Regions from separate parts of the Homo sapiens genome. Here region 2 is linked to region 1. A link is an interaction called in ENCODE POLR2A ChIA-PET data of the cell type or tissue named here. Cell type or tissue: MCF 10A. All regions are shown on one strand. Each heading gives the region's core, and the rest is flanking DNA. Links, peaks and the distances in the headings are about the cores only.

Evidence for each region. ChIA-PET counts read pairs that join two places held together with the same protein. Peaks named below come from ENCODE experiments on the same cell type or tissue, not always from the same donor. Only the 100,000 strongest peaks of a DNase experiment are listed, where the experiment ranks them.
Region 2: POLR2A ChIA-PET joins it to region 1 with 10 read pairs; 2 of 35 experiments call an interaction of 5 or more read pairs at or near these places.

What each region holds. Positions count from the first base shown.
Region 1 is chr15:29,465,999-29,476,780 of GRCh38, forward strand. The region is part of intron 1 of ENTREP2 (endosomal transmembrane epsin interactor 2); the gene reads right to left. Among named protein-coding and RNA genes, the nearest start is that of ENTREP2, 100 kb to the right of the region's middle. In MCF 10A, for the core only: no CTCF peak of the experiment used is centred there; a DNase peak (open chromatin) is centred at 4,483.
Region 2 is chr15:29,517,234-29,528,015 of GRCh38, forward strand. All of the region lies in intron 1 of ENTREP2 (endosomal transmembrane epsin interactor 2), which reads right to left. Among named protein-coding and RNA genes, the nearest start is that of ENTREP2, 48 kb to the right of the region's middle. In MCF 10A, for the core only: no CTCF peak of the experiment used is centred there; no DNase peak of the experiment used is centred there.

The sequences.
Region 1 (10,782 bases), core at 873-8,872:
TCATTTATCCAACAAATATTTACTGAGTGCCAGTTATGTACCAGGTGCTGTTCTCTGTACCGGCAGAGAGGGCAACCAGCCCCTGAAGCTGGAAGCATATGGTTTGAGGATCAGGAAAACCAAGATGATGGCATGATGGAGCGAGGCATGAGTTCAGCAGGAAGGGCCAGTGAGAGCAGCTCCGAGCAACAGTGCCTCAAAGGGCAGGTTAAAGAAGAAAGGAGGGGAGAGCAAGAAAGCAGTGAGAGAGACTACACAAGAGAACAATGATGTCTGCTTTATGTTTCTGTCATGGTCACTCTGGCTGCTGGGTGGAGATGGTCAGCAGAGAAGCAGGAAAGACAGAAAAGAGACCAGCCAGCAAGGTAGACACTGCAGCCCCCAGGAGAGAGCCCAGGAGAGGACGCTGCAGCCCCCAGGGGAGGACACTGCTGCACCCAGGGGAGGGCCCAGGTGAGGATGCTGATGGCCCCAGGGGAGGGTCCAGGGGAGGATGCTGCAGCCCCCTGGGAAGAGCCGAGGAGAGGACGCTGCACCCCCAAGGGAGAGCCCAGGGGAGGATGCTGCAGCCCCCAGGGGAGAGCCCAGGGGAGGATGCTGCAGCCCCCAGGGTAGGGCCCAGGGGAGGATGCTGCAGCCCCCAGGGGAGGGCCCAGGGGAGGATGCTGCAGCCCCCAGGGGAGGGCCCGGGGAGGATGCTGATGGCCCCAGGGGAGGGCCCAGGGGTGGATGCTGCAGCCCCCAGGGGAGGGCCCAGGAGAGGACGCTGCAGCCCCCAGGAGAGGGCCCAGGAGAGGACGCTGCAGCCCCCAGGGGAGGGCCCAGGGGAGGATGCTGCAGCCCCCAGGGGAGGGCCCAGGGGAGGATGCTGCAGCCCCCAGGGAAGGGCCCAGGGGAAGATGCTGCAGCCCCCAGGGTAGGGCCCAGGGGAGGATGCTGCAGCCCCCAGGGGAGGGCCCAGGGGAGGATGCTGCAGCCCCCAGGGGAGGGCCCGGGGAGGATGCTGATGGCCCCAGGGGAGGGCCCAGGGGTGGATGCTGATGGCCCCAGGGGAGGGCCCAGGGGAGGATGCTGATGGCCCCAGGGGAGGGCCCAGGGGAGGATGCTGCAGCCCCCAAGTAAAACTGGAGCTCCTCCAGAGGAACAGCAGCAGGGGTGGAGGGAGGGAATCCAGCCTGGGTGTGTCCTGCGGCAAAGCGATGGGCAGGGCTAAAGGAAAAGGAGAAATCGAGATGCCTCTCAGGCTATTGGAGTGAACAATGGACAAGAAAGGAAGCCATGTTTTAAAGATGTGCTTAGGTAGTGTTCCACCCAAAGTTCAAATCCAAGTCACTGCCAAAATGCAAAATGCAAACTGCCAGACTTGTGGTCTGTTCATCTATCAGTAAACAGGGATGAATAAAGGCAGAACATGCCTGTTCCCTTCAGAAACTAAATGGCTAGAATAAAGTACTGTTCCATTTCCAGGGTGGCTCAGCTAAAACGCCAAGGAAACGGCCACCTGAGTGTTCGATGGGAACACAGTGTGAGATGCAGGTTAAGAGGATGCTTTTGAAGGCTGCAGTGCTTTGTGGTTGGGCTGTCCTAGTTATAGGCCCTTCCAAGGCTGTGTCAAAGAGATTCAATGCACAGAGACCACCCGGTGAAACTACCACATCCCCCTGCTTTCATCACATCACTCCTTAGAGGAACACACGTTACTCTGAGGAAGTTGAACATCCGTAGCCCAATTAAGACCATCTATGGCCAGGCACAGAAGGCAGTGTCCAGCTCTGTTCCCCTTCCAGACTGGCCTTTCTGCAGCATGACTTACCAGCCTTCAATCACACTCTGTTTCTGCTCCCCTGTGCCTAACTTGGGGTACCCACAACCCACTGCCCTTCTCTGTTATCCACTGGATGAAAGCCACCCAGCAATCATGGCTAGCTCCAGCTCTGCCCCTCCCTGAAGCCTCTTCTGATTGTTCCTGCCTCCAGATGCCAAACAAACCGCTGCCTAAAGACCTTGCACCACAGCACAAGGCTCACAGCTCTTTCTCCTGCAAGTGGATGGTACGTGCCGGACAGAAGACAAGCTGCTTGAAAGCAAGATCATCATGCATTGTTTTTATTCCCCCAAAGAACCTAGGACAGTGTTTCCAATACTGGGAGCACCCTCCTTCCAACAGTGATCGACTGTAAAGCCATAAATATTTCTAAATGTATACTGAACATAATTAAGAAATTCCAAGACAGCAAATATTCATTTTATAAGCTGGTTCTGGGGGTGGGATCTAACTTGCATCACTAGACCACCAATGGTACCTAAATGTGAATGATTAAGAAAAGACAGGCTGGGCATGGTGGCTCATGCCTGTAATCCTAGCACTTTGGGAGGCCAGGGTGGGCAGATCACTTGAGGTCCAGAGATCGAGACCAGCCTGGCGAACATAGTGAAACCTCGTCTCCACTAAAAATACAAAAATTAGGCGGGGTGGTGGCGCATGCCTGTAATCCCAGCTACTTGGGAGGCTGAGGCAGGCGAATCGCTTGAACCCAGGAGGCAGAGATTGCAGTGAGCCGAGATTGCCCCATTGTACTCCAGCCTGCGCAACGAGAGCAAAACTCCATCTCAAAAAAAAAAAAAAAAAGCAAGACAGATAATCCAAATGAACATTTGCAGGGTTGATTAAACTAATTAAATCTTTAATAGTGTCTGAAGTTGCTTTTCAATTATTAATTTGGATGCATTTTTGTTAAACTTCTGAATATGATTTTAAAATATAGTTCTAATCATTAGCCAACACATACATTTTTAACAATTATATGATAATTAAATCTGTTTTGAAACTGTTGAAAATTTTCTTATGTAACCCCAGTTTTCAGGGCTTCAAGCAACTGTGGAGCTACAAAAAAAATATATTAATATGATTTTTTAAAAAGTTCTTCCAACGTTAAGGTAACACACACAAAACCTGCACAAAGGCCACCAGAGCAGCCCCATGCAGCCAAATGCAGTGGCCTTTCTTCCCTAGGGCTCCGGCTTAGGATAAGGCTGGAAGAGCATCCGAGGTGGTTCCACCCCATCCCGATAGCCCCCTTCCAGAAATGCTGACACATGCAACATCCACCAATGGATGAACCTCGAGGACATGGTGCTGAGGGAAATACGCCAGTCACAGAGGACAAATCCTGCAAGATTCTGCTTCTTTTTTGTTTTGTTTTGTTTGTTTGTTTGTTTGAGACAGAGTTTCGCTCTGTCGCCCAGGCTGGAGTACAGTGGCGTGATCTGGGCTCACTGCAAGCTCCGCCTCTTGGGTTCAAGCAATTCTCCTGCCTCAGCCTCCTGGGTAGCTGGAATTACAGGCGCACGCCACCACGCCCAGCTAATTTTTGTATTTTTAGTAGAGACAGGGTTTCACCATGTTGGCCAGGCTGGTCTCGAACTACTGACCTCCAGTGATCCACCTGCCTTGGCCTCCCAAAGTGCTAGGATTACAGGCATGAGCCACCACTCCCAGCCGCATGACTGCACTTCTATGCAGTACCTGGAGTAGTCAGATTCACAGAGAAGTAGAGTGGTGGTTGCCATGGCGGGGGAGGGGAAATAGGGAGTTGGTGTTGAATGACTACAGAGTTTCAGCTTGGGAAGGTGAAAACGTTATAGAGATGGATGGTGGTGATGGCTGAGCAACAGTGTGAACGCACTCAATGCCACTGAGTTGTACACTTCAACATGGTTAAGAGGATCAGTTTCACATATGTGTATTTTACCACAATTAAACATTTTTTAATAAATTAATTTTTTTTAAAAAGCCTCCCTTCCAGCTCCAAAGGCTACCTTTGAGACAGCCTCCTGGAAGGGACCCAGCAGGTCCCCCGTAAGACTCTGATTAAAGTTGTAAACTGCCACCTCCATATTTCTATCTATAGTTGAATTTTCTTTACCACTAAAGAAGTACTTTTGTCTCCTTTTCCACATTCAGTGCCCCTGGGTCATCAAAAGTAAGAGCTAAAAGCACTGATTTTTTGACAAGCAAGCCACAGATTCAATATCATGTATGTTCAACACAGCCTTGAAAACCGCAGAATAGATTTCTTTAAATCACTAAAAGGAGCCTAAGACAAGATCAAAGAATGGATCCCAAATTAACTGAAAACCTTCACACACATACCACAGACAGTCACGGCGTGTGTGTGAACACGGGCAGGATCCAGCAAAGCCACTCAAGATTGGCAGAGGGGCTGCTCGGTGCCCCCCACTGCCACGTTTGTTCTATGTGTGGTTGAGCATCCGGAGGGTCCTGAGGCAGTGCCAGCCCACTGAGGTCACAGGTGAAGCCCACAGGTCCTGGGCCCTGCCAAGGGCTACAGGACACTCATCAATCAGCAGGTGAGAGTACATTTACCTGCTTCGTCTCGGGGAGCCTCCTGCCAGCTCCCTTGCAAACTTCATTCACCTCACGCCTCCCTCCTTCCTGCCAAGTTCACCTCTGTTGCAATCCAGGGCAGGCAAATACTCGTCACTCGGACAACCAGGGCCCATCCTTCACCGCGGCTGCCGCTACTAATCAACCATATGGTCTTTTCCAGGGAAGCCCAGACGCACTTCGAAATCCTTCCCAGTCCTACAAACGCTGCCGGAAGCCACAATCAACTGACAAGCACTGGCAGACAAGGTGATGCGTGTGACTCTTCCACAGCATCCTGACAGTGGCCAGCTCGGGGCTCATGAGCCTGAAGGACGCTCTGCCTTCAAGACGTCTGACATGAGACAGTCCCTCAAAGATATGCTAGCCCTGACAGTGAGCAGTTCCTCCTTGATTCTCTTCCTAGATTAATTTTTTGTTTAATTGGTAATTAATGTTCATTCCTTAATACCAAGTCACAATTAAAAATTGCTCAAGTCACAGTCATTTGACAAACGTCATGCCTTGTTTCACATTAGCAACCACTATTACAGGTGATCTCACTAGACCAACTCAAAATACTGGCTATGGCTCGAAGTGACTCTGCTAAGTAAACAGAGGTGGGGCATTGGAATCACTCCACATTTTCCTGCCGACTCCTGAATTCATTAAGCAGAGCTCAGCCCAATGCACTGGTTTTTTATAGTGCCCCACACAGCCCCAGAGGATCTAGGGGACATTGATGGTCCTGGGTGGGGAGTTGCTAAGTGGAGAGGGTTGTAATGCCTGGGCCCCACCTTCATCCAGATCAACTCCATTTTCACATACTGAGCTTCCTCATAAGATTTCATTGGTAGAAAAGGCTCCATCACTAAGAGTAAAAACGTTTCCCAACTGTTGGCTAATGCATTGTGCAGAGAGTGAATGTGCACATAGAAAAAGCTCCAAGAAGGACTTCTGACCACACAGCGGCCCCTCGAGCTGCAGGGGCAGCCAGCATGGACTGGGATGTGCTACAAATAGAAAGTGAGGGCACAGGTGGCTGAGAATAGGCACAGGAGAGAACAGAAAGACAAGCACAGAAAACAGAGAGACCCCGGGAGGCGCCGGGATAACAGAGAGGCAGAACAGCGGCTACAAAGTGGCAGGAAGGGCTGGCAGATCCCTAGGAATAAAGGGAGTAGCAAAGCTCCAAGCAAATGCTCACCAGAGCCCATATGCCCATCATAACCCACACGGCAGCACGGGGGCCAAGGGCCACAAAAGGCAATGCACGCATACACCGGGGTAATACGTAAGCCCCGCACCCGCCAGTAGGACAGCACACCTCTGGTGCAAAGGCCCTGGGTGTTTCTTTGAAAACAATTAGTCACACTGATCTACAACACATTGTTTCTCAATCTTTTTTCTACCTCATGCCTTCTTCTGAAAAAGAAGATTCTGAACAAGCTGCAGGCAGCCCACATGCACACGTGGAGATTTGGGGGCCCTGATCCAGCAGCCCCGGGAGAATCAGAACCTGCAGTCCACATGCACAACTCTCTGATTCAAGATCAATGCTGACAGTGGTCACCCAAGGAGGAGTGGCCCTGAGGGCTGGGGTGGAGCAGAGGGTGGAACACAGCAGCACGCGGTGGGGGCCCAGAAGGGCTGGGCCAAGCAACAGGGCAGTGGGCCCCCACAAGCTGGGGAGAGGAGCACCCCAAAACAATCTTCCCCCAAGAAATGCAAAGCAGGAATCATCATGAGGCCTCAATGTGCTCATGTTACAGAACAAAGCTCTCCTGATGGTGTTGCCTTTGTTACCTTGTCTCCAACTCTGGGGACGCTTAAATGCTGAAGCCAGGCCTGTCATGCAATTCACCCAGCATCAGCAGGGACAATTCAGGAAGAGGTGGCACCAGGAGGAAAACAGCTCTGGAAGGGCAGGTCTCGATAATCAAAACCCACCTTAAAAATGGCATCATGATGAACTGTTCAGACAAGGCAGCTCTGGCTTCAGTGTGTTAATATTAAATATTTTATACACACACACAACACACAACACACACACACACACACACACACACACACACACACACACACACATATAAATTTGAGACGGAGTCTCGCTCTGTTGCCCAGGCTGGAGTGCAATGGCGCAATCTCGGCTCACTGCAACCTCCGCCTCCTGGGTTCAAGCAATTCTCCTGCCTCAGCCTCCCAAGTAGCTGGGATTACAGGCTCCCCCCACCACGCCCAGCTAATTTTTGTATGTTTAGTAGAGATGAGGTTTCACCATGTTGGCCAGGCTGGTCTCTAACTCCTGACCTCATGTGATCCATCTGCCTTGGCCTCCCAAAGTGCTGAGATTACAGGTGTGAGCCACTGCACCCGGCCTATAATCAATTATATTATAAGTTATTTTATAAATTAGTGTAATAATACATGTGATATAAATACAAGAATCTCCCTTTTATCCATTTTTTAAAGATTTTAGGTTTAAGCATACAAGTACTTACATTTGACTACTAGAAAGAGAATAAAAAATAGATTGTAACTATCTGCTGAAGGATGACAAAACAGCCACTGGCTGGTCAGTACACTCAGTCACCAGAGAAGTCTTCAAAGTAGTCCCAAGAGGCCAGTTAGGAAGGGGGAAAGGAGGCAGGGTAGGTTCTTGAGGGTGGGGGAAGCAGGGGAGGGGCAGCTCACCAGCACTCACTGTACAGCTGGTTTACCTGTTGGACAGGACGGTGTTTTTCCAGCAATCTCACTTGGGAAAGAAGGAGGAGCAGGTGGCCCAGCTTCACCCTATGACAAGTGTGACTTTCTTGCAGCCACACCATACCCAGGCTGCTCCCACCCCCTCCTTTCCCCTCTCTGGCTACAGCTCTGACTAACCCGGGTAACCTGTCCCTGGGCAGCTGGAATGTGCCCTCTTCTATAGCTGAATGTTGGTGTCTCTTTTCCTGGAAAACCATAACACTTCCAACAAAATAAGGAGGCCACCGAGGGATGGTGGCAGCTGCAGTTCCCCCCATGTAGAGGATTCCCTGCGGCAATCCAGACCCAGCATGCCTGGATCTTCCAATTCTGCAAAAGAATTCAAAGTCCATTCTGTACTGTGAACTCTCCCAAGTTTTAAGTGTTATCAAATAAACATTTTTAAACACCGCATGAGCTAAAGAAAACATACCTGGGAGCGGAAGGCCACCTGTGGTCTTGGTTTTAGGACCTCTGAACAAAAAGATAGACTTCAGTGCTCAGGGTGAACAGAAAAATATGTTTTTGAAAGAAATAATAACTTGTCAGAAAGACGTCTACTCTATGTCACGTCAATACCAGGCACAGCAGCGAGGGACCATTGGACACCGGCTGTCCTCAGTTCAAGAAACCGCCTGAGGCTGCTGGCAAATTGACCTCAGGGCCCCGGCCGCAGCCACGGCCCCATCTCCCGGGCTGAATGCTGCTGCTCTAGCACTCATTCATGACAACGAGGACATCTCAAAGCTAGGAGGCCCCCGGAGGCTCCAGTTCAACAACATACCCAAGGTCACCCCGTGGGCCACGGCAGTCCGGACTCCCACATCAAGCTGGGCCTCCTGGAAGACAGCACTGAACCTAGCCATGGATTCTGCAGACAACCTTCAAACCCCCATCTACAGCCTTCAATAGCAAACCCTGAAGCACAGTGCGTGCTGCCCTACCCTATGACCTAGTTACAGACGGGCTTGCGACGGTTACTAGGAGTGAGAGCAGAGGCCCTCATTGTATAAAGACCAGTGCCCATCCTGCTACCTCACTGAAATGGAGGGAGAAAGCCTAAATCACCAAGTTTAGAGTTGGTGGGCGAGAAGAGAGGCTACCTACGGTTCAGGGAAACCAGCAAAGATAAGCCATCCAGGCTGGGGCGGGGGCCATCCCCACCCTACCCCAAGTCTCAGAAAGGCTGCGCCCGGCGTCAGGGCACCCCTCCTGGGTAGGGGCCCTGAGATGACAGTTCACACAGATCAGCCCTTCAGAAAACACTGTCATGCTTCTCAAACACATTAAAACACAAATGACTACGGTTCAGGTTCATGGTCAAGTCCAGTCCTTCCATCTCTCCCTGACAATCTATATGTCCTGGTCACTGCGTGGGGACTTAGGTACCTCCTTGGCCACACAGTTCAAGGTCATTTCTGTTGTTGTTTTTTTTTCCTTTGGAGACAGGGTCTCACTCCGTCACCCAGGCTGGAGTGCAGTGGTACAATCTTGGCTCATGGCAACCTCCGCCTCCCGGGTTCAAGTGATTCTCGTGCCTCAGCCTCCCAAGTAGCTGGGATTATAGACATGTACCACCACTCCCAGCTAATTTTTGTATCGTTAGAACAGACAGGGTTTCACCATGTTGGCCAGGCTGGTCTCGAACTCCTGACCTCAAGTGATTTACTCGCGCCTCAGCCTCCCGAAGTGCTGGGATTACAGGCGTGAGCCACCGCACCCGGCCAAGGTCATTTCTTCGGGGGATCTTTTGTGTAGATGTCGTATCTTGCTCATTACATATTGATTTTTCCTAGTTTTATTCATAGAAAGAAACCCCATTTTCCCAATGTGGAAGCACCTCCTTATATAAGGCAAATGTATGAACATTTTTATCCTGCAGAAACCTGTGTGCCCTACATTGTATGATCCAGAATAGATTCTGGCCCTCCACCATAAAAAGCACATGTTCACACCAAAGCAAGCAAAGACATGCGGCACTGAGCGAGAGTGTGTGGGAGGGGGTGACAAGAATGGTCTGTGGGACCCCGGACAGCCTTTCTGGGCCCCCAGTCCTCACTGCACAGATGCCAATAATCACTGCTGCTTCCAAGGGGTGAGCTGGAGACAGAACGCTGAGAGAGTACAGGCTCACAGCAGGCTGCATCTGCGCACGCTCTTGGTGTCATCACTACTGCTGGCCTGAGCAGGAAGGCCCACCCTGCCACAGCGGTCCCTGCACAGGGCTGAGTCCTGTGACCACAGCCCCATTAAAAAATGCTCTGTGCTCCATCCGGCTCCCTTAGCAACCTCACAGGGTCCCAACCTCAGAGCAGGATCTGGAAGGACCGTTCACTCACCGCACCTTGGAATGCATTCAACTTGGCGGTGGCCCGAAGCTGACTCCCACCAGGGCAGAGGAAAAAACACAACCCAGTGGGCAAGAGGGGCTGAGGGAGGAGGAGTAGGGGGCGAGGGGGCAGTGCTGGGCAAAAGGAAGGGGACACCAAGGGCAGACACATCCCTGGATGTCCAAATGGAAAGAAATGAGGAGGAGGAGGAAGGGTCCCTTGAAGGGCCGTACCATCCCGCAGAGGGGACATGAGGCTGTCCCAGAGAGGGGTATGGGTCCTGAGAAGCTAGTTAGCACCTCTGATGCCAGCCCTAATGTCCACTCTCCCTGGTCCATGGCACACCCTCTCCAGGCAGGCCTTCCCGAGAGGAGAGACCTCCAGAGAAGCAGGATCTACGGAAGGGCGAGCTGACCCATGGTGACAGGTCTCCTACTTCCCTGCCCAAGTGGTTGGCATCTGTATCTTGTTCATAGTAAGATCTGCTCATGAGACAAGAGCCACTAAGAAATATTCACAGACAAGATGATTGCATTTGGGGAAAATGTGACAGACCTGAAGTGAAAACAAAGGCCAACTTACAAAATGTCAAGAGTCCAACAACCTGAAATGCAAAGCAATAATACACACATATACATTTTAGACAGCAAATTATACTCTTCAAAAGGAAACTTTAGCTCTAAATTTTTATAACTAAAATCTGCAATTCTTTTCTATCCCCCCAAATAACAATGTTTTAACAGGAAACTGGCTATTTACATAACGTGTTCAATAGCGTGGAAAAGCATTTTGTGTATTTTATTATATGTTTATTGTTTCAGAAGCCACCATAAAGTTGACCACCTGCCACTGCCACCCCATAAAAGGGAAAACGTCTATGTGTAGTTCTATTGGACTCACTGGGAAGCCATTAGCTGACCCTTCATTATTTTTAGGCTTCTGAGCTAAAGTGGGAGGAGAAAATGACGTTAGAATGCCCGTTCACCAAACAGCTACTCAGTGGCTGCTGCTGCAGACACCAAGGAGGTCAGCATGGGGCCCACAAAGAGAAAGGACACATCCCTCTTCGTGGTCCAGCCACCAAGGTTTTACCACCACCAGGCAGGGCCAGACCTGGACATGCGTCCCCAATACCCCACCTCTGCCCCTGACCACCCTTGTCCTTCCTGGACACTTCTGGACCTGAGGACAGACATTTCCCTCGACTGCAAAGATGAGGCAGAAATGACACCTGGAAGCAGGGGACGAGTGAGTCTCTCACACTTCCCTAGAGTAGAAGCCACAGAGGTACCAAAGTGAGGGCGGAGAAACACCAAGTGC
Region 2 (10,782 bases), core at 2,121-10,120, 52 kb after region 1:
GATAATATTAGTGTGCCAGACACTGCCCTAAGTGCTTTACATTATAAATTATAATAACTCAACTGTTAGAATAATTCTACAAGATACTGCTATTACTTCTATCTTAGACGTAACAGAGGGAAACTGAGTCACAGCAAGTTTGGTGATTAGCCTGAGGTCAAGTGGCCAAGATGGGATTTGAACCCAGCTGTCTGGGTCCCAAATGTTAACCCCTACATTATACCGTTCTTTGAAATTAGGTATGCCTGCACTAATGTCCTCTGCGCTTCTACACTTGAACTTCCCGTTGTAAAAAAAAGGACTCTAACCACTTAAAAAATTCTATAGCCTTTTCTACTTGACTGTGAAGCATATTCATATTCTTTTTCTTGTTAAAGTAAATTTCAAACTTACCATTTATCCTGAAAGTAAAATGTATAATATATAACTCTTTGGACACACATCCTCCCTTTACATCCATGAACAGCGTGATGTCGAAGTCCCGCTCACCAATGTCTATGAGGGGTTATTTGTGAAAGGTGACATTTTATGTCATTTTTCTTCTTCTGTTTTTCCCTGGCTTTACTGAGGTACACTTGACAAATAAAAATTCCATGTATTTAAGGTCTACAAGGTGATGTTTTTGTATTCACCTTGCAAAATAATTACCATAATCAAGCTAATTAACATGTCCATTACCTCACATAGCTCTGATGTTTTGTACATGGGGCGAGAACCGCACTGCTGGGTGCGGTGGTTCATGTTTGTAATTCTAACATTTTGGGAGGCTGAGGCAGGAGGATGGGTTGAAGCCAGGAGTTTAAGACCAGCCTGGGCAACACAGCAAGACCCTATCTAATTAGGCATAGTGGCACATGCCTGTAGCAGGGAGACAGAGGAAATGGGTAACTTGAGCCCAGGAGTTGGAGGCTACAGCGAGCTATGATTGCTACACTCCAGCCTGGGTGAAAGAGTGAGACCTAGTCTCAAAACAAAACAAAACAAAACAAAACAAAAAAACTACTCTCTTAGCATATTTCAAGTCCACAACACAGCATTCTCAACTATAGTAACCATGCCGTACGTTAGATCTTCAGAACTCATTCCTCCTGCATAACTGATACTTAGTATTTTTATTCTTTCTACTTTTCTGTATTGCTGGAATGTTTTATAGCAGGTATTCATAAATTTTCACAACAAATGTTCAGTTAATGACATTTCTAAAAAAACAAATAAAAAAGAAAATACCAATAAATGCACCTCCTATAGAAACACAAGGAAAAGGAGGCGTGCCATGGACATGAGGAGGGAGAACACACCTCTACATCTGTAGGACCCAGGACAGTCCTTCTGGACCCGCAACCCAGAGGACTGCAGGCAGGCAGCACCTCCCTGAATCCAGGGTAGACAGCCGGGAAGGGCAGGAGGAAGGCCACAGGCATGGAGCCAGATGAGGTCAACAGGAATGCCATGGAGACAACAGCTATAACCACAGGGGGAAACCCACGCTGAAGGAAGTAAAAATCAGAACCTACACCCTGGAAAACCAAACTAGTGACACAGGGGAAAGCTTCAGAAATTCTCCCAGAATGTCAAAATGAAAAAGACCACCACCTGACAAAGCCTCTTATGGCAAGAACAGAGAGGAAGGTCACAGATGACAAGGACAACAGAGATCAAGGGCGTTTCAAGAGGAACTGCTAACTCTTTTCCAAAGAAAGGTGTGCACTACTGCGACACAAAAGCAGACCCTTGCTCTATGGAAGAAAATCCCTCTCCACCAGTGAGTACTTCAGAGACTGCCTGAAATGCTCCCCAAGCTGTTCTCAGTAAAAGCACCAAGTCCTCTTACCAAGTCAGGAAAACAAGCCTGCATATTTATTTGGAGCACTACATTTCTTGGTATTCTAAAATAATATACACCTCTTTCTCTCTCTCTCTCTCTCTCACACACACACACACACATACACACACAGAGTAGATAAAAAGTCCCCTTTAAGCTAAAGTTGGGAGCTCAAGTACAACTTCAGGATTATCAATAAATATACAGCTGACCTTGGAACAGCACAGGTTTGAACTGGGCGAGTCCACTTATATGTGGATTTTTTTCCATCAAAGTTACACTGAGTGTGCCTGCCTCTCCTGCTGCCCCTCCTACTTCCTCTGCCTCTTCCTCCTCTGCCACCCCGAGATAGCAAGACCAAGCCCTCCTCTTCCTTTTCTACTCAGCCCACTCAATATGAAGACTACAACAAAGATGAAGACCTTTATGATGACCCACCTCCACTTATAAATAGTAAATATATTTTCTCTTCCTTATGATTTTCCTATTAACATTTCTTTTCTCTGGCTTACTTTATTGCAAAAATACAGTATATAATGCATGTAACCTACATAATGTGTTAATTGACCGTGTTTATTAGTAAGGCTTCCAGTCAACAGTAGGCTATTAGTAGTTAAGTTTGGGGGAAGTCAAAAGTTATACATGGATTTCTGACTGTGAGGGAGGTTGGGTCCCATCAGGGCTCTGAGCCCAGGCTAAGCCATCATATGCCCTGTGACCTGCAGTATACATCCAGATGGCCTGAAGCAACTGAAGAACCACCAAAGAAGTGAAAATAGGCAGTTCCTGCCTTAATTGATGACATTCCACCATTGTGATTTGTTCCTGCCCCACCCCAACTAATCAATCGACCTAGTGACATTCCTCCCCTGGACAATGAGTCTCAAAATCTACCCACCCTGCACCTTGTGACCCCCGCCCCTGCCTGTAAGAGATAACCACCTTTAACTGTAATTTTCCACTACCTACCCAAATCCTGTAAAACTGCCCCACTCAGCCCACTTGCATTCAAGTAAAATAAACAGCCTTGTTGCTCACACAAAGCCTGTTGGTGGACTCTCTTCACATGGATGCGCATGACGGGTCCCCTAACCCCTGCACTCTTTGAAGGGCCAAATGTGCATTATGTGACATGGATAAAAATTAATGTTTTTCTAAATGGCAAAGTCTACAACCTACAAATTGAAGAATAGTTCTAGCTTCATCTGAAGTGTTATTGAAGAACAAAAATAATATTCTCCATAAATATAGCAGGCAGATATACATTTTTAAAAGTCTCAACTAAAGCTGACCAATGCAAACAATTATTTATTTAGGTGATCAAATAGCAAACTGACTGTCAGAGACCCATTCAACCTGTGATATGTGACCTATGAATTCACTTTCTACCTTCATGCTTCCAAAATTATCTAGATTACTCACTATCAATATTTTTCACCAAGAAACAATGGAATCCTGAGTCTGGTCACCTGACCCTATATTAAATTGTACCCATCAATTCTACAAAACACTGCCCATGTTTCCTATAAAAAAAAAAAATTAGAAGAATAAAAGAGTAATCCACATACAATGTAAAGCTAAAAAACTGCATTGGAATAAAAAACAAAATTGAAGTATTTTATGAAAACCTACAAGAACTAATAAGTGAGTTTAGGTTAGCAGGGCTGCAGAATACAAGAGCAATATACAAGATGCAACTGTATTTCTATACACTAGTAGTAAGTAATCAGAAAGTTAAATTTAAAAACAATACCATTTACAATAGCATCAAAGTCTGTAAAATAAATAGGAAGAAATCTGACAAAAGATAAGTAACTCCTGTACACTGTAAACTACAAACTACTGTAGAGAAAGATTAAAGACCAAATAATTGGGAAGATATAATGTATTCATAGGGCAGAGGACTCAATATTATTATGACATCAACTCTCCCCAAGTTGATCTGTAGAAGTGCTTTTCAACCACGGGTGATTTTGTCACTCCGGGAGATATTTGGTAATGTCTGGAGGCACTGTTGGTTGTCCCTACTTGGTGGCAGAAGGTACTGTTGCCATCTAATGAGTAAAGGATGGGATGCTGCTACCCACCCCACAATGCAGAAGACAGCCCCACAACAAAGAATTATCCAGCCCAAAATGTCAACACTCCCAGTGCCGAGGTGGAAAAATCCTGATGTACAGAGTTAGTGTAATTCCAATCAACATCCCAGCAGGCTTTGTTCTAAAACTGACAAACTAATTCTAAAATTCGCACAGAAATTCAAAGGATATAGCATAGCCGCAACAACTTTGAAGAAGAGGAACAAAGAGAATTAACATAACCTTTCAAGAGGTTTCAAGAATTAAGTCAAAGTATGTTAACAGACAATTCTCCATGAACTTCTGCATATGTGGTTTTTCTAAACAAGCAGCACTGTAAAAATAAGGATAGAGGATTTGAATGCCTTGAAAGCTAGAAGTAGTATAACGCCCAGGAGAGATTTAGAGACATATCTGTCTTGCAACCATTTGCTACCTTTCAGTAAAATAAAACTAGGGAACTTTCCTCCTCTCCCCAGAGAGGATTTGTTTAGATTGCAGAGTAAGAGTCTCTCCCTCTTTGTCTCTGGGGCAGAAAAAGGGCAAAGTTATTAGACACCCTATAGCAATTCAGGGGCCTCTCCTGAACAGCACTGCACGCACAGGGGAGTAAGTGGCACTGACCACACTGTCCCTTGGGGAATTGACACTAGTTGGCACTGTGAATATAAAATATTTCCTCTGATCCAGAGACATTGTTCCTCATCAGAATATATACATACACTTAAACACACACACACACACATTTTTAAAACACATTAATTAAGACAGTGTGGTGTTGGCATCAAGACAGACAAGTAGACCAATACAGTATAATCTCTACTGCAGAAATAGATCCACACATATACAGAAAAAAATCTTTGATAGAGGTGCAAAAGCAATTCTGCGAGGAAAGGATAGTCTTTTCAACAAATGGTGCTGGAAAAACTGGATATCCATCTGGGGAAAAGATGAAATAAACCTCAATCCATATCTCATACCACATAAAGGAGTTAGTTTCAAATGAATCACAGACATAAATGTAAAACATGAAACTATAAAATCTGTAAAGGAAAGAATGGAAACAAATCTTTATAACTCTGGATTAGGCAAAGATTTATTACATATGACAACAAAATTTTAAATGTGGCATCTTCAAAACACACTGTAAAGGGAATGAAAATACAAGACACATTCCAGGAGAAGATATTTACAAAGCATATAGCTGATACAGGTCTTGTACCTAGAACATAAAAAGAATCCTCAAACTTTAATAAAAATGATGTCAACAAAAATGCCAGAGTTGAAGACCAATGAAAATTCTCTCTTCCATAAAATCAATGAGAAAACTGGCAGAAAGTGTCAGAATCAACTTTTTCAGAACCCTAAAAATTAAAAACAGATTGCAGCAATCTGATGAGTGCTTCCTCAAGAAAAATGTCTGAATCTCGGTAAGAACAGGTGAGCTTTGTGGCACATTAGCTTGGTGCTATTCCCTTCCCACCTACCCGTCTCGGCAGGAGCCTTGCAAACCAATAGCCCACAATCACAGTGCATGTGAGAACCCTGGCAAAACATGGCTGGAGCTCCTTCAAATTCTCATTCCCAGAGAACTGACATGAAATGACCTGTCTGATGTTTCTCTAGAAGAAACCACCTAGAAGGCTGTTTTTATTTGACCTGACTCAGACCTTGCTCAGTGTGACATGTCTTTAGCCTCGGGGCATTTGCTGAAAACAGTTGAAGGTGATCATTAACCACAACAGCTGCTAGAGGTGGTGGTTAACAAAAAGGCAAAAAGAGGCTAACCAAAAAGCTTAAAGGAAAAAGCCATGGAATGAAACGTCTGTAGGTCCTTTGAAAAACTCCAATAAAGTGCTGAAAATTAAAAGGCCACATGCACACAGGCTGTGTACATGCCAAGCACTGTGTTCATGCTCAGGAAAGGCCTGGGAAGGCCCTAAGCTCTCATCTCCGACTGACCTTGAGGCTTTGCACAAGCAGGAAGGGAAGACGAAGGTAGGGCTGTCAACTGCCTGCCTGGCTGAGTAGTAAAGTAACATTTGCAGATGACTTCCTTAGAAAATCTTAAGGAATCCACAAAAATACTGTTAGAGGTAATAAATGAGTTCAGCAAGGTTTCAGGGTACAAAAATCAATACACAGAAATCTGAGATTCCTGTACATGTGCAATAAACAATCAAAAACTAAAGTGAAGAAAACAATTCCATTTATAACAGCATAAAAAATACAATACTTAGGAATAAACTTAACAAAAGAGATATAACTTGTACACTAAAAACTAGAAAAGATCATTGAAATGAATTGAAGAAAGCTTAAAGAAAAGACATCCCATGCTTCTGAGCTGGAAGACAATATTGTTTGGATGGCAATATTCTCCAAAATGTTCTACAAATTCAACACAACCCTTATAAAAATCCCAGCTAGATTTTTTTTTTTTTTTTTTTTTTTTTTTTTGCAAAAATGGACAAGTTGATCCTGTAATTCATACGGAAATGCTTGGATCCAGAATAGCCAAAACAATCTTGGGAAATCAAAGTTGGAAGATTCACATTTCCTGATTTCAAAACTTACTACAAAGCTACTGTAATAAGCCCATACATTTATAGTCAATTGATTTTCAACAAGAGTGTCAAGTCAGTATAATGCAAAAGGAACAGTCTTTTCAACAAATGGTGCTGGGACAACTAGATAGCCACATGTGAAAGAATAAAATTGAACCCTTGTCTCATATCATATACAAAATTTAAGTCAAAATTGATCAAAGACCTAAATATAAGAGGTAAAACTATGAAACTCTTAGAAAAAGATATAGATGTAAATTTTCATGATGTTGGATTAGGCAATGTTTTCTTAGCTATGATACCAGAAGAACAAGCAAACAAAAAAATAGATGGGATATCATCAAAATTACAAATTTTGTGCTTCAATGGACACCATCAAGAAAGAAAGACAATCTACAAACTGGAAGAAAAAAATTGTAAATCATATGTCTGTACAGGTCTAGTATCCAAAATACATAAATAACTGTTACAACTCAATAATAAAAAGACAACTCAATTGGAAAATGAGCCAAGGATTTGCATAGACATTTCTCCAAAAAGAGATTTGAAGGACCAATAAGCACATGAAAAGATGCTCAACATCTCTAGTCAGGAGGGAAAAGCACATCAAAACCACAGCAAGAAAGCACATCACAATCACAAGGATGGCTGTAATAAAAAAAACTAGAAAATACATGTGTTGGTGAGGATGTGAAGTAGAACCCCCACACATTGTTGGTAATGTTACGGGCAGGTCTTTGTTCTTAGAGCTCCCAAGATGTGGCAGACCACTCCCAAGATGGCAGCAAGCCTTTTGTTCTCTGACCTGGGGTTCTTGGCCTTATGGATTCCAGAGTTTTATAGCTCTATTAGAAGCCGTAGGTCACGGAAGAGAACCATGGAACCCAGCGACTAGTGTTCAGCTCGATTAGGATGAACCTGGGCACTCAGCCGTGCAGGAACAATGGCGAGCCTTTAGCCCAGTCGGAAGCAGCAATGGGCGCCTCGCTGGATCAGGAGCACAGCAGACACCCTGCCAGATCTAGAGGGGTGTCAGTCAGTGGCAGGTCTGCAATGGCAGCCAACAGCAGTGGTGGACAGCGAGCGAAAGCTCAGCTCAAGCCATAACAAACATGGACCAGAAGAGTGTGCAGTTGCAAGATTTAATAGAGTGAAAATAGAGCTCCCATACAAGGGAGGGGACCCAAAGGGGGTTGCCCACTCCCGGCTCGAATGCCTGGGTTTATATCCCGATCATTGTCCCTCCCCCTGTGCTCTCAGGCGATATATGATTTCACTATTTCTTTACCTCTTGCTTTAGCCTAGTTTGTATTTTAGTGAGCCCTCTTTACTACCTGATTGGTTGGGTGTGAGCTGAGTTACAAGCCCCGTGTTTAAAGGCAGGTGTGATCACCTTTCCCAGCTAGGCTTAGGAATTCTTAGTCGGCCTAGGAAATCCAGCTAGTCCTGTCTTTCAGTAAGAATGTAAAATGAAGACACTTTAGAAAACAATTTGGCAGTTCCTCAAATGGTTAAATCCATAGTTACATATGACCCAGTAATTCTATTCCTAGGTACATACCCAAGAACTGAAAACATGTGTTCACTCCAAAACTTGTACAGGAATGTTCACAGCAGCATCACGCATAACAACCAATGTCCATCATGCGATGCATGGATAAACAATGGAATATACAACTGTTTACTGGAATACTATTCAGCCATAAAATGAAATAAAGTATTATTAGATGCTCACAAAATAGACGAACCTCAAAAACATTTTGCTAAATGTTAAGAAAATAGACCACTACCAAAATTCTTTCAAGAGGTAAATGAGTAACAAACTGTGGTGTAGCCACCCACTGGGATACTACCAGGCAATTAAAGGGGCTAAACTAGGCACATGAAACAACATGGATGAATCTCAAAGGCTTTATGCTGAGTGAAAAAGGCCAGTCTCAAAAGGTTATATGCGGTATAATTCCATTCACATAATATTCCGCAAAAGACAAAACTATAGTATGGAGAACTGGTCAGTAGTTGGTGGCTGGCATGGGTTTGAGAGGGGTATCACAAGATGAAGCCATTTTACAAGGTAATGAAACTGGTCTCTAACCTGATTTTGGTGATGGTAACAGGAATGGATACATGTATTACAATTCTCAGAACTGTATACCCAGAAAACAAAAATAAAAACCTAACCACAAACAGAAAGTAAAAACACAGAAATAAGGCCCTCCTTTCCTGACATGCACATTCTTTAGTAACTACGAAAGTAATTTCTTCAACTTCAAAAAGCACAAGTTTAACTGATTTATTTCAAGAATGAGCTAATCAATTCTGTATTTATTAAATGCAAATGTTTCCAATGGGTAGATTTAATATGCTATGGCAGGAGAAAGGTACATTCTATACCCTGAAGTACAAGAATTGATTGTGCAAGCTTGGATGCAAAAAGTAAAATTAAAATTCCATGTACGTGATATAGTGCTACACCTGGCAAAAAGCTTTTCTGTAGAGTGAACTGAAAGGCACTTGCAAACAACTCAATCATCTGGTTAAAAAAGAAAAGAAAAAATAGGATCACAACTCTCTCTTGTTACAGGGAAAGTGTCCATCTTCCAAAAACCAAGGCTCCCCTCACGCTTCTCAAAGATGGTGTCCCTCTTGGACAGCCTCTGACTCTCCACATCATTCCCTCTTTCCTCCAACCCCCACTGATAAATTCCCACCTTAGAGGCAAGCCACAGCCCACAGACTGCTACTTCTTAATCTCCCCCTGTACAGAGTATTTTCTTTTTTTCAGAGACAGGGTTTCATTCCATCACCCAGGCTAGGGTGCAATAGCGTGATCATAGCTCACTGCAGCCTCAAACTCCTGGGTTCAAGCAATCCTCCCACCTCAGCCTCCTGAGTAACAGACTATAGGCACATGTCACCACACCTGGCTACTATAAAAAAATTTTTTTTTTTTTAAAGATGGTGTCTTAACGATATTGCCCAGGCTGGTCTCAAACTCCTGGGCCATAGCAATCCTCCCGCCTCAGCCTCCCAAAGTGCTGGGATTACAGGTCTGAGCCACTGTGCCCAGCCTGGAAAGGATCATGTTTGCCCCATACCTTCCCATCTTTCCAGTCGTGCCAACCTAACACCCCCAGAGAACCATGTCTGCCTCCACACTCCCACTCTCCCTTCCATCACTCCCATCTGGCCTCCTCACTGATTTTCCACAAAACCTGTCCTCAAATGGTCACTAACGATCTCCATGCTGTGGAATCCGGGGGGCACGTGTTTGTCCATTTGCTCAGCTTCTCAGTTGTCACCAACCCATTTGGCCACACTTTCCTTCTGCTGATATTTTCTGCTTTCAACATCCTTGAAACCACACCCTCCTGCTTTTCCCCCAGATCTGGCCACACTTTCTTGGTTTCCTGTGGCAGCTCAGCCTGCTCTCCTGAGCTTCTAAATACTGAGGAAATTCCTCATGGCCAGGCCATGCCCCCGTTTCTCCACACTCTTCAATTTGTTGCCTGCCTGCATCCAATGCCATCCGTATGCACCTGCTCGCTCTGTTTCATCGGCCCAACCTTTGCTGGGTTTCAGGACATTTTCTAATTAGTCTGTGAGATCTAAGTAGATGTCCCATTAAAAAGGGGGTTCCATGGGAAAATACCTTTGAGAAACACTGCTTCACATGATGCCCCCCAGCCACCCCACGATCAGCTGATGAGTCTTTAGGAAAACAAATCTGTCTAAAACATTCCTAGAAAAATAATCCCAACAATCAATAGTTTGTGTCCCTGTTGTAGGCTCAGGTATTTCACAAAATCCTTCTCATCTTCCCCACTGAAATTTAGTCTCGTGTGAAATGAAACACAGAATTTACTACTTTACTCCTAGGTAATTCCCAAGATCACCTGCCTCACTTCCTCCCCAGGGCACAAAATCAGAGATGTGCCAACAGAAGGCATCCACTGCAGACCCTGTAATCTTGCCACCACCATTCTTCATGAGCCATGGAGAAGCTTATAGAAGCTGGACTCCTCTCCCCAGAAAAATAAACACACACACAACACACAAGGATCTGTATGTAATCTCAAGGTCTCACCCCAGGAAATTCACCCCAGGGTCCATGAATTCAAAGTAAGCCCCCCTCAGTAAGGATGCTTCAGCGGACCCCTCTGATTCACAGGGGTCTCCATTCTCACGGGCTTGCTGGTTTCGCTGCTAAGATTATGACAAACTAGGGCTGATGAGACCTTGCTTCACTCCAGCAACACACCAGTGCACCATAACTGAGGCCTCTCTGCACACATCCGCCCTGCAGACACCGTGCATT